Linked DNA regions of Homo sapiens: all the other regions are linked to region 3. Evidence: chromatin loops called from intact Hi-C (ENCODE). Cell type or tissue: mammary epithelial cell. All regions are shown on one strand. Region 1 has its middle 34 kb from the start of GLYATL1. Region 2 overlaps GLYATL1-AS1 (GLYATL1 antisense RNA 1). Region 3 overlaps FAM111A-DT (FAM111A divergent transcript).

Region 1 (4,000 bases), 230 kb before region 3:
AAATAATTCTCAGTTAATGGCCAACATTACCATCATAAGTCCTAGTTTCCCTCTCTTTCTCCTTTTGTGTGTCTTTTATTTTGATCTATGCTCTTCTCTCCCAAGTTCAGCCTCTTGCCCCTTCTTAAGGCTCTCTGGGCATTCACCCGCATGTGTTGAGTGTCCACTTCTCTCCTTATTTTTCAGTTGGAGTGGATTAGTATCTCCAAGTCAATATATCAAAAGTAGAATTACTGACACACTCATCACTCCTGGCACACACAGCATCTCCTTCCTCAGACTTCCCCATATCACTTAATGCAGACTTTATCTTTCTAGTTGCTCAAGTCAAAAGCCCAAGAATCATATTGAGCTCTCTTTTTCTCTTATTTATGGAAAACCCCATTCACAAGCCAATTCCATGGGCTCGCCCTTCAAAATAAATGTGGAATTCAGCATTTTCTAACACCTCCACCATTACCGTCTGAGGCTGGGCTCCGACATCTTTGCAATCCTGGGATATACTCTTAGCCATCTTCTCCCTTCCACACCTCCTATTGTCCTCCTAGAGTTTGTCCCCCACGCAGCTGCCAGAGAGATTTTTAAAAATATGTCAGGTTATATTACTCCTTGCTACAAATCCTCCATTTAAAATAAATTTCATATTTATAACAAAATCCAGACTTCTTCATATGGCCGACCAGGTGCTTTATGCTAATGGAATGTGCAGATGCTCCTCCCTAAGGAGCACTTTTTTCCAGGGAAAATTCTCTATCTCCAGTGATGTCAGAAACTTTCGACAATACTATTCTCTACCACCTCTTGCTTTTAACAGCTTTTTTCCTCCAGATTCTACAATGAAAAGAAGATCAAGTCTCCTTGTGCAATGATTTACTCTCCGATGCATATTAGTGCCAGTCATGTGCACTGCTTTCAGATGATTCAAGAATAACAGCGATTTGAGAAAGCTGTCTTTACGTTTTTCTCTTCCCTGTTTCTGTTTGATATTATTTTTACAATTACACTTCTAAAGTTTGCTCTTTCCAAACACCACAAGACCCGTGTAATTTAAGTGATTTCAGGAGTCTCTGTGTATTTTACATTAAGTTCAGAAACATGCTCATGATTCCACCAAAACTATCAACTTTTACATAAACATCTGTCCTTCTATGAGTTACAAAATAATTTTCACCATCATCTATTAATCCACCATCTTCTCCCCTTCTTTGACCAACTTCTCAAAAATAACACTCAATACTGAAGGCATCTCCTTCTATTCATGTTCTTAGACAGTAAGACGTTCTGTTCTTAAACAGTAAGATGTTTTCTCAAGCCCCATGCAAAGCACTTACTTGATTATCACTTTGGAGATACCCAACTCTGGAGTCTTCATCCGAAGGGTAAAGTTCCACACCCAGTAATGCGCCTCCTGGGAAACAGGCCTAAATACTCTTCATCTGAGGGGTAAAGTTCCGCACCCAGTAATGCGCGTCCTGGGAAACAGGCCTAAGCAGTGCTGGCCCCTTCCTCGTCCAGACTGGCATTGTCTGTGTTCGCCAGCCCCTCCACGAAGTTGGATCATTTGCGGAGCAGGCCAAGTCCCTCTAGACCTCACGCAGACGCGGGTGCAGCCTGCTCTGCGACTTGCAGTCAGCTGGAAGCTGGGCCTCTGCATCATCAGGGTGGAGCTCTCTCTGCTGCTGCCGCTGGATCCCGCCTGGATGCACGTCCCGCCACCGCCGCCGACCCATCAGCGGCAGAAGGGCAGCAATGGCCACACACCGAAGCACCTTGGCGGGCTATTCCCCTTGCAGCTCTCCTCAGCGCGCTGCTCCCACTCGCAATCAAAAGGCGGAAAAAGCGCGAAACCGCCAGGCATCTCCCATACCCACCCGGCTGCCGCGCAACCCCTCCTTGGCTTCCACTGGGAGACAGGGGACGCCGATGAGCAGGAAGAAGCAGGGCAGTGACTGCTTAGTTTATCCTGGTACGCGGGAACTGGCTGTGGACCGAGTGGTTCGGGGGAGGGGATCGCTGGGACCGGGATGGGTCATCTGGACAAATAGGGAGGGTGGGCGGGTGGGCGCGCAGTCCCCTCGGCCTGGCCGTCTGACCCGCCCGCGAGCGCGTGCGCCCAGGCGTGCACTCTCATCCCTTTTCCTCTCTTCAATCACTGTCTGGAGTGATGCGAATTAGCTTCCAAAGTGGATGAGAGGATGAATCATTTCCATCCAATGAGAGAAAACAGCCTCCAGAGACTCTTCGTCCATTGGCCAGCGAGAGTGTCAATTCCCAGGCTCCCTCCCGCGCGCCAGCCTGCTCTTCCAGGCGGGAAAAGTTCAGCTTAGACAGGCAAGAGAGAAGTCTTCCCAACACCTGCGAATCGGGAGCAGCGGGCACTAGCACGTGCACTGTCTGGTCAGGCTCGCCGGTTCTTTGAGTGGTTTTTCTGGTTCTGGGTCGGACCCGGAGTTAGGTGGATGGCCGGCAGGGGCAGTAGACAGAAGGATCTCAGCCCAAAACCAAGGAGGTTTTGGATGGGGAGCTGGGCCCCGCCCGTTGTGGTAATTCCCTTCCTGCCTCTCAGCTTCAAAGGCCAAGAGTGTTACTCCTGAAAAGATACATGGAGATCGTCTGGGTGTTCCTGAATCTCAAGAGTGTCGTTTGACCCTGGTGGATCCTTTCCTTCCCTGGTGCCCTTTGCACCCATAGAATGAGACCAGGTTCGGTTAAGCAGAGCAGAAACTTTATTCACTGATCAGGGAATGGAACAGGAGAGCTCCTGTTCAAAGTTCCTGGGGTGTAGTGAGGGGGTGCTTTTTAAGGTCTTTTAGGACTCCTAGGTGGAGACTGAGGACAAGGATTCCTGGAAAGAGGTGGGGCTTTCCAGGAAGACCTGAATGTGGCAGTCTCATTCTTTCTGTTGCACCACAGCACTACATGTGCCTAGCAAGGTGCATTTCTCCCCGGGGCAGAGATTTAGGTATGGTAATTAGCAAAGATTCATGTTAGGGTAGCGCTGCTGAGCTCTTTCCCATCTTGTAGCACGGTGGTTACTGACATCCAGCCTTTGTTTCTGTAAGCAAGCACAGCTGCAAGCACAGGTTACCTTCATAGGTTCTGGAGTTTTAGGAAAGCATTGAGGTCATTCTGTGGCCACATAGACGGTTGTTTAAACAACGCGGTGCTCATTTGAGGCGGGGGTTGTGGGATGAGGCAGGTAAAAGTGCAGATTCCATAGCTACACCCCGACATACTGAATCAGAGTCTGTGAAGGTGGGATGTGGAATCCTTTTTTAAAAAGCTCAGAGGAGCCAATTCACAGGAACAATAAAAGGTTGATCTGAGCCAAACTCCTTAATTTAGAAATGAGGAAATGGGGATCCCTAACAGAGGTACAGGGAGAGGGTTGGAGGAAAGTTACACCATAATAGTTTTAGGGTGGTTCTTTCCTGGCCTTGGAAAGTTTTCTCAGCCGGGGCTCTGATCAGTACACAGTTGAATACTTTAGGGGAAACCTCTTCATATATCCTGAGTTTTCTGTCTCTCTCTCTCTGCCTCTGCAGGTCACCCGCCAGGTTTGTGGCCTGTGATCTCTTGTCACCTTGGTCTCTCAGCTTTGTCTTCTGAAATCTGGACTTCCAATTGTCTTTGTCTTGCTGCCCTTCCTTGCGACACTGGCCTGGAATCCCTCACGGTAGTCTGCTGGAGTGGAATTTAGGACGCATCTCAGTTGTCACCATCTTTAATTGCATGATGTCTAGTTCCTTGCAAACCATTATTTCATGTATTTCGCTCTTTTTTGTTTGTTTTGTTTTGTTTTGTTTTCAGGCTAGGGGAAAATCCAGTCCCTGTTACTCCATTTTGGCCAGAAATTCAAGGTAATGACTTTTAATGTTCCTGACTACTAGTTCTATCATCTCTCTCACTTCTGGATCTGTCTCTATTCACTGATGTTTCTAGTCATTGTGGGTCATATTTTTTCCACGTTTTAAATACTTCCTGATTTTTGACTAGATAT
Region 2 (4,000 bases), 170 kb before region 3:
TCCCCCACCTCAGGGGATTTCAGGATGTACCAGGCAAAGCTGTCTCCCTCGATCCCCAACTGTTTCTCAGTCAGTGAGGGGTGTTAAGAACTCTTCACTGCCCCTCTTGAAGCTTACATTCTGGAGCAGGGAGAGAGAAACTGAAAAAAAATTTGAAAAAAAAAACCCAGTAAACATATTTCCTACATACTGAGATGTAGTATATGAAAAAACAACACAGGATTCAGGAAGAGAAGATGATGGAGGGAGAAAGAACAACAAATAAATAGGAAAAGAGCCTCCAGATAGGAGAAGATAAAAGGGAGAGGAAACAGGAAGGGGTCAGAACAGGCCTCCCTAAAAGCCTGGCATTTGACAGAGTGCTGCAGAATGAAGAGAGCCAAGCACATACCAGGGGGGTAGGGTTGCAGTCTGAGGAAGCACTCCAGGAAGCACCCAAGATGGTCCACTAGGGTGAACAAAGAACATACTTGAACCACCAGTTAGATTCACCTTCATCTAAAAAATAAGAAATTAAATGTGCCTGATATTTATTTAATATGTTAATTTCAAAACTATATATATATATATAGTTGATGCTCAAATCGTTAAAAATTAGGTATGTAAAATTAAAGCTCATAGATTACTCTTGCCTATGGCAAGGAGCTCCTGATAGGCAAGGATACATCTCACCCATCTCTGTATCTTCAGAATCCATCATATTATGTGGAACATAATAAGTATCAGTAGTATGTTGGGGGGAAAGATCGAAACCATGCTGAGCACCGGAATTCTGTGTAAATCTTTCAAAAAAAAATCTCTTCTACTTTATAGCAGAGTCCCTTTTCTTTTTTATTTTTAGTAGCAACTAGCCCCACACCTTGCAGATGAGCTCCTAAGAAATGAATGGGTGAATGAATGCGTGGACAGCGAGATGGATCAGTGAGTGAGGAACAGCGATTCGCAGGACCTGCATGCATTGAAATCCTGACAAAGCAGCCTCTGCAAGATAAAAGACCTTAGGCTTTGCCGTTTGACAGAAGTTAAAATTATTCAAGGGCTGTCCTTGGGCAATTTACTTGAAGTTTCATAATCTGTGAAACAGAAAATGAATTAAATAAAAAGATAATTGAGACAAACCTATAAAAAGTGCCAAAGCAGGATGCCTGGCATTAAGGGACGCTTCACACCTGTTATCTCTCACCCTATTCTCTCTTCACCCCTACTCCCGCCCGGCAGCTCCCCGCTGTTAGCACCAGAAATAGTTATCTGCTAAGAAAACGAAAAGTGTAATGCTGGCTTTACCCCGCGACGCTTTAAAAAACTCCAAAAACCCAGCGTGATGGGGGGTAGGTTTGCCTAGACACAGCTGAGGCAGCCTTAATAAACTGAGAGGAAGGTTAATTGTCAAAGAGGGTTGAGCCACTAGGAGCAGCAGCAACCTTGGACTAACAGGTGTATCTTCAGCGAGCACATGTCCCAGCACATGTCCCCACGCCCATCCTTCCATTTAGCGCCACAAACGCAGCCTCTTAAGAGAATGGGAAGTTTGGGAGTCACAGAACGGAAGCTACCATTGGCCTTAATGGATGTCAACCATTAAGGTAAGCTTGGGAGTCGGAGAACGGAAGCTACCATTGGTTTTAGTGAATGTCAATCTTCACCCGCCACTTTTCTTCCTGGCCTCCTTGCCCCTTCCTATTCTGCTGGCTAGTTCTCTCTCGTCATCTGCTGGCCGCACTCGGGAACATACCAAACGCGGAAACGCGCCTTAGCTTGCCCTGAATACCTGCAAACCGAGGGCTCGGCGTGGTTTTTAAAGGCTTGGCTAGCGTGCCCCCGGCGGTACTAAAAGAGGGCTGCTTGCGCCAATCTCATTCCCACAGGATGCAAGTACAGAAGCAGAGCGGACGCCCGGAAGGGGTCACAGAGAGACAGGCGGGGCGGTTGACCAGCTGACTGGACTCACTTTGGAGAAATGCAAATTACCGAGCCACAGTCCAACCAATGGTATCAAAACAGAATCTCTACAGATGTAGCTCAGCGAAGATGAATCTCGGCCTCACCCCAGAGAAATTAAATATATTGGGGGTACCCAGAATCCCCATTTTAAAAAACCTATCCAAGTGATAAGTTTGAACATTAAAGTACAGAGAATCACAAACTGGCAGAACTCTTTAACTTACAAAAAGGTAATGAAGACCCCCCAAGAGGAAAAGGAATTTGCCCAAGGTCTCCCTGCAAGATCCTAAGAAAACATGAGGCTCTAAGGTTAAAAACCTAACTGACAACCATTCCCTCCCGCAACTCGTCCTCTGACCTCTAGCAAACTATCCTGTCCTAATCTGTGAAATAGGAGCAACAGTTACACCTATCCCAGCAGGTGGCTGCAAATATCAAATGGGACCAAAATGAGTCAACTACCAAGCACCACCCGACTGGAACTACAGGTTGAACTAAATCTTGATCGCCCTACCCCTGTTCATCTCCCAGTACCACTGTATGAAGGTGGAGGTGAAGCCTGTCTTGAAGAGAGAGAGAGGCTCCTTGGAGCCTCTGGAGTCCGAAGGTAGATGTTACCTTCCTCTTGAGTGCATTGTCTTCCTAAGATAGGATGGACAACAGGGTCTATATGGAAAGTGTTGGCTGTCAGGGCTTCAAGTCTGGCTCCTAAGCTGTTGCTGGAGGGTTAGAGACCCCACTCCAGCTCTCTCTAAAATGAGGGCAGCTTGTTAGCAAGAGTGAGTGAGGTGAGCCCTCTATGAACCCATGGGAGGAGAGAAAACGAGCATCCCATATAAGCTTTTACATACCCCATTGCAAGCTCCATAATGTGGTGCCCAGGCCCTTATCTCTAACCCATCCCCAGAAGCCAATTCTCCTTAGCCCTTCCTGCCACTTCTTCCATTGTACATCCAGATGGTTCCCTTCTTCTCTTCTATCAAACTCCTACTCATCTCTCATCCATCAAGCCCAAATATAAATCTTTCTCTGTGATATACTCGCAAGTTAGAGGCAGTGGTGCCTTCCTCTGTATTCCCAGAACATGTTGTTTGCAACTCTAAATACAGACATCAGCCTACTGTTAGGGTTCAGGAGCATCTTTTAGGAGTTCATGGGGAAATCACTTTCCATAAATGCTGGCCTTATTCCCTAACTTCACCAGACCTGACCTTAGTGCTTCATCCATTCCCACCTCTCCTGACCATGTAAGAGGCCTTTTCTTCTTATTGGTTTGAAAAACACAAAATGACCCAACCACCAGTTATGTGGCCAAAAGAATTCTTGTCACATTATAATCAAATCCAGCCAACAAGATGCTTTGTGGCAAGTGAACGTTCCTTTTCAGGGCAAACACTGTCCCCAGGAATGTGAGACAACTTCCACAGCCCCATATAAGTATTAGCTGGAAGTGAGGCTTCGTTGGTGGCTCAAAAGATTCCCTGAGCACCCCTACGCTGTCGCTGATGTCAAATTGCAGTGGGATTGCATCAAATCTCTCAGAGCACAGCTGCAAAGAGAAACGCAAAGCTAGAGCTCTACTCTGGACCCATAGCTCTAGGCAGTTAGTTTCTCTGTGAGGTTCAATTTTATACATAAGGAAGAAATGGAAGATTGCTACCAAAAATGACATCATGTTACTTATTCTAATCGTGTGGTTCAGTTGCTACTCCAGTGATGAGCAAGTAAAGAGGAATTAGAAGCATGACTATTCCTAGGCTCAAGGAGCAGGGAAGTTCTGGAATTGGGTGTGTGGCAGTGCTGCTTGGAGTGCCATTACAAAGGGGCAAGACTGGTTCACTGGGAGGTAAAATATAGGGCACCTAAGAGACAAGGGGTCTGGGAAACAAGGCAGACTTTTGTAGTTATCATTTGCTCTGATATCTCTCCACGAACTTTCTTCTCCCTTTTAATTTTCTCTGTACTTTAATTACATTTCTTTTTAGGGACAGGCCCCCAAATCTGGCCATAATCTGGCCCCAAAACTGGCCATAAACAAAATCTCTGCAGCACCGTGACA
Region 3 (4,000 bases):
AAAAGTTGTTGTACCCAAGGAATAAAAATGTTCCAGAAATATCTCAGCCTTCACAGGGACACAAGTCAATTTGAAATCACCTCAATCTAAATTAGGTTAATGTAATCTAGGACTACAAGTGACTCCCACCCAGCTGCTTGCAAAAATTAATGGTAAAGTCTCTTTGGAGGAAGGTTATATTATCTTTGGCTTCTAATTTTTTCTACAAGACAAAATTTCCTACAGAAAAATGAATGTCAATCTTTGACTTTTATAAAAAGGTAAGGAACTTTTATTGGCAAAATCAATCAAGAAAGATGGTAAAAATGTAGATTTAATAAGAAAAAATGTGACAGTATTCTATCCAATACTAAAATGGGAGTTACATATTTTAACTATAAGTATTTGCCTATAAGCCCATTCAAGGGCTTACAGTGCTCATGGAAGTGATCACCCTTCTTTCTTCATTTCTACCTGAATAGTAGAGCATTAGAGTCATTCTTTCTCTACCAGACCATGTGAATTGACATTTCCTGTTTTAGATTGTACTGAAACTAAAAGAAACAACTGTACAACCAAAGATGAGGTATAACCTTAACCAAAATTATATCTCTGGACATTTTCATAAAACCATGGGTCCTCTTATTAAATGCTGGAACCCAGTACTCCTCCTGCTACAACCACACACACTAAAGATTTCAAATCACCTGATCCTACTATTGCAAATAAATCTCCACTGAGTTATTCATGGAAGTGTTTAATAGGGTAAATCAGTTGTAAAATCTTGTTTTTAAACAGCATGCAAATAAAGCCTGCTCTTCATGGCCCCAGTTCTGAAAGCCCTGTCATGTATCACTGCTTGAGCTTACCTGCCGTATGACTTCTGCCTCCATCCCTCTGAACCAAAGATGGGCCTCACAAGATGGACCAGAAACACAGTGGTTCCAAGTGGTTATAGTAAGATTCATTTGCCACCTAAATTTTAGGTAAAAATTATCACTGGAATGTTCAGGAACTGGGCACATAGACCCTGGAATTTTGCAACAGCAAACACATCTGAATTTGGAATCTATATCTCAAATGTTACCACCTCTGTGACAGCATCCCTGAAGCCCTCTCTGTGCTACCACTGCAACCTGTTCACTTCTGTATTATGGTTATAACTCTTTTTTTAATTTTTTTTTTTACTTTTACTCATCTACTAGATTGTGACTTAATGGGTGGTGAGGACAATGTTACGTTCATCTTAGCAATCCCAATGCTTGACACTATATCTGGCATGCACAAAAATTTCCTCCAAAAAGACGGAATAAAATTTTTAAAAAGATACTTTAGGTTTATAGGTATTAGACATAAATTAGTGGAAGGTAACAGCTATCCCATAGAGCACATTAGAGAGACTGGTGTTCCAACAGCTACATGAAGTGGAACCACACAAACCAGCTAAAGGTGAGGCCCTGCAGGTTGGGCTTCTCCAGCACTTTCTGTCTTTGCTGCATGATCCTCATGGACTGCATCCAACCTTGTAAAGTCAGCCAAGAAGAGAAAAATCAGAGGCTCGTCCATTCCTTGCCGGTGTGATGACATGAGGAGCCATCCTTTGTGAACAGAACTCATTGGTTTCTGCAGTTTTTTGTTTTGTTGTTGCTTTTGGTAAAGGTTGGTTATAGCGTTGAAGCAGAACTAAAAGACGTCCACTCACAGTGAACTCTGGCTAATGATTCTGGACAGTCCAATCCTGTGGTTCAACTACTTCAATGGCCAGCCAAGGGAAAAGGGACTGAGTATATAAATTAATTCCCAGGCTTCAGGGAGCAGAAAACGCCTGCAATTCGTTTGGACATTGCAGTGTGCTTTTGCTCTTGTTGGCTATAAAAAGGCTAGGGAGAAAAACCAAAGTTAAGGAATTAAACTTCCTACTATATAACATATTGGTTTACAAGAAAAAACATATATATATAAAGTTATTTATATTTAAACCTTTATATTTTAATCCTTAACTCTTCCCCAGGAATCCCTATACATTTTCACAATAATCCAGGATACCACAAATGATGGAGAGAAGGGCATTTGAGATCTTGTTAGCCCTTGAGGCCGCCCCAAGAGGCTCACCAGCTTCAGATCTAGCACCATCAGACCAACAGATGGTTCTCAGAGGAGCACATGGAAGTGAACGTCCAGCTTCCCAACTTAACACCCCCGCTAATCACTCAGCCAGGGAAAAGCAGTTTCCCAGAAGGCTCAAGCTCTGTCCAAGAGAAGTGAGGGCTGGGCAAACCATTTCCACGTCCTGCTGCCACTGGGCATGAGGGATGTGGGTTCTCACCTCAGCTCCGCCCTCCCCTTACCCGGTTTCCGCAGGCTAATCCTCTGTCGCCATCTGCTGGCAGCGCGCGGCACTCCCCAGCCCGGTTAGGAAGAAACGGCTTTGCTGGGTGAGATTTAGGGGCTGCTCTCGCGTCTCGTCTCGGGAGCTGTCCTGAAAGGGGGCTGCCACGCTGGTCTCATTCTGTAGAGCTGCAAATTAAGGAGCACTGCGGGTGCCTCCAGAGGGTCTTGGAGGGTCATTTGGGCTGTGAGGTTGTAGGGAAAAGAAAGAGCGATCAGACTGTTACTGTGTCTATGTAGAAAGGAAGACATAAGAAACTCCATTTTGACCTGTACCCTGAACAATTGCTTTGCCCTGAGATGCTGTTAATCTGTAACTTTGCCCCAACCTTGAGCTCACAGAAACATGTGTTGTATGGAATCAAGGTTTAACGGCTCTAGGGCTGTGGAGGATGTGCCTTGTTAACAAAATGTTTACAGGCAGTATGCTTGGTAAAATTCATCGCCAGTCTCTATAGACCAGGGGCACAATGCACTGTGGAAAGCCGCAGGGACCTCTGCCCTGGAAAGCTGGGTATGGTTCAAGGTTTCTCCCCATGTGATAGTCTGAAATATGGTCTCATGGGATGGGAAAGACCTGACCATCCCCCAGCCCGACACCCTGAAGTATCTGTGCTGAGGAGGATTAGTAAAAGAGGAAAGGCTCTTGCAGTTGAGATAAGAGGAAGGCCACTGTCTCCTGCCTGCCCCGGGAACTGAATGTCTCGGTATAATACTCGATTGTACATTTGTTCAATTCTGAGATAGGAGAAAAACCGCCCTGTGGTGGGAGGCAAGACATGTTGGCAGCAATGCTGCTTTATTATTCTTTACTCCACTGAGATGTTTGGGTGGAGAGAAACATAAATCTGGACTATGTGCACATCCAGGCATAGTACCTTCCCTTGAACTTATTTGTGACACAGATTCCTTTGCTCACGTTTTCTTGTTGACCTTCTCCTCACTATGACCCTGCCCTCCTACCGCATTCATCTTGCTGAGATAGTGAAAATGGTAATCAATAAATAATGAGGGAACTCAGAGAATGGTGCAGGTGCGGGTCCTCTGTATGCTGAGGGCCGGTCCCCTGGGCCCACTTTTCTTTCTCTATACTTTGTCTCTGTGTCTTATTTCTTTTCTCAGTCCCTCCTCCCACCTGATGAGAATTACCCACAGGTGTGGAGGGGCTGCCTCCGAATTAAGGAGCACAGCGGGCGCCTTGAGAGGGTCTTGGAGGGTCATTCGGGCGGTGAGGTCTGGAGGAAAGCGGGGCGGGTTTCTTCCTCCTGAGGTACCAGGAAGATGGAGGCCACTGCAGACCGCGTGCCCCTACTAGTCCCTGCGGCCCTGGGCGCTCGAACCTCGGGCCACAGCTAGGATGGGCGCGGTGGTTATTCCCTTTTCTGGAAGGAGGAAGGCTAGCAGCCTCTGGAGTTTTGATGGGGCCGACACCCCCTTAAGAGTCCAAACGAAGGCTCCTTATGAAGGCATTACTCTCATAGAGGTTCTTTGCCTTCCAGGTCTTTGACTGAGCTGGAGTCTATGATCTGGATCCTAGGAATCCCGATCTCACAACACTTTTGACCTCAAATTGAAGTGAACATCACCTTTTCCTGCTAGTAGTTGAGTAATTTGGTAATATTTATCCAAAACC

Evidence for each region. A loop is a pair of places that touch in the nucleus more often than their neighbours do. Peaks named below come from ENCODE experiments on the same cell type or tissue, not always from the same donor. Only the 100,000 strongest peaks of a DNase experiment are listed, where the experiment ranks them.
Region 1: it touches region 3 in a loop (8-fold over the local background); 6 of 110 quality-filtered maps call a loop at or near these places.
Region 2: it touches region 3 in a loop (5-fold over the local background); 12 of 110 quality-filtered maps call a loop at or near these places.

What each region holds. Positions count from the first base shown.
Region 1 is chr11:58,903,696-58,907,695 of GRCh38, forward strand. It overlaps a transcript of GLYATL2 not described here and a transcript of GLYATL1 not described here. Among named protein-coding and RNA genes, the nearest start is that of GLYATL1, 34 kb to the right of the region's middle. RefSeq lists an enhancer at 1,689-2,188. In mammary epithelial cell, CTCF peaks have their summits at 1,906 and 2,457; DNase peaks (open chromatin) are centred at 1,686 and 2,256; H3K4me3 peaks cover 1,099 bases; H3K27ac peaks cover 964 bases.
Region 2 is chr11:58,962,138-58,966,137 of GRCh38, forward strand. All of the region lies in intron 5 of GLYATL1-AS1 (GLYATL1 antisense RNA 1), which reads right to left. Among named protein-coding and RNA genes, the nearest start is that of GLYATL1, 25 kb to the left of the region's middle. In mammary epithelial cell, no CTCF peak of the experiment used is centred here; a DNase peak (open chromatin) is centred at 1,614.
Region 3 is chr11:59,133,730-59,137,729 of GRCh38, forward strand. It overlaps FAM111A-DT (FAM111A divergent transcript), which reads right to left. Exons shown (of 4, transcript NR_110184.1): 3 at 2,328-2,552; 4 at 243-1,859. Among named protein-coding and RNA genes, the nearest start is that of FAM111A-DT, 7.1 kb to the right of the region's middle. In mammary epithelial cell, a CTCF peak has its summit at 2,360 (motif pointing left); no DNase peak of the experiment used is centred here.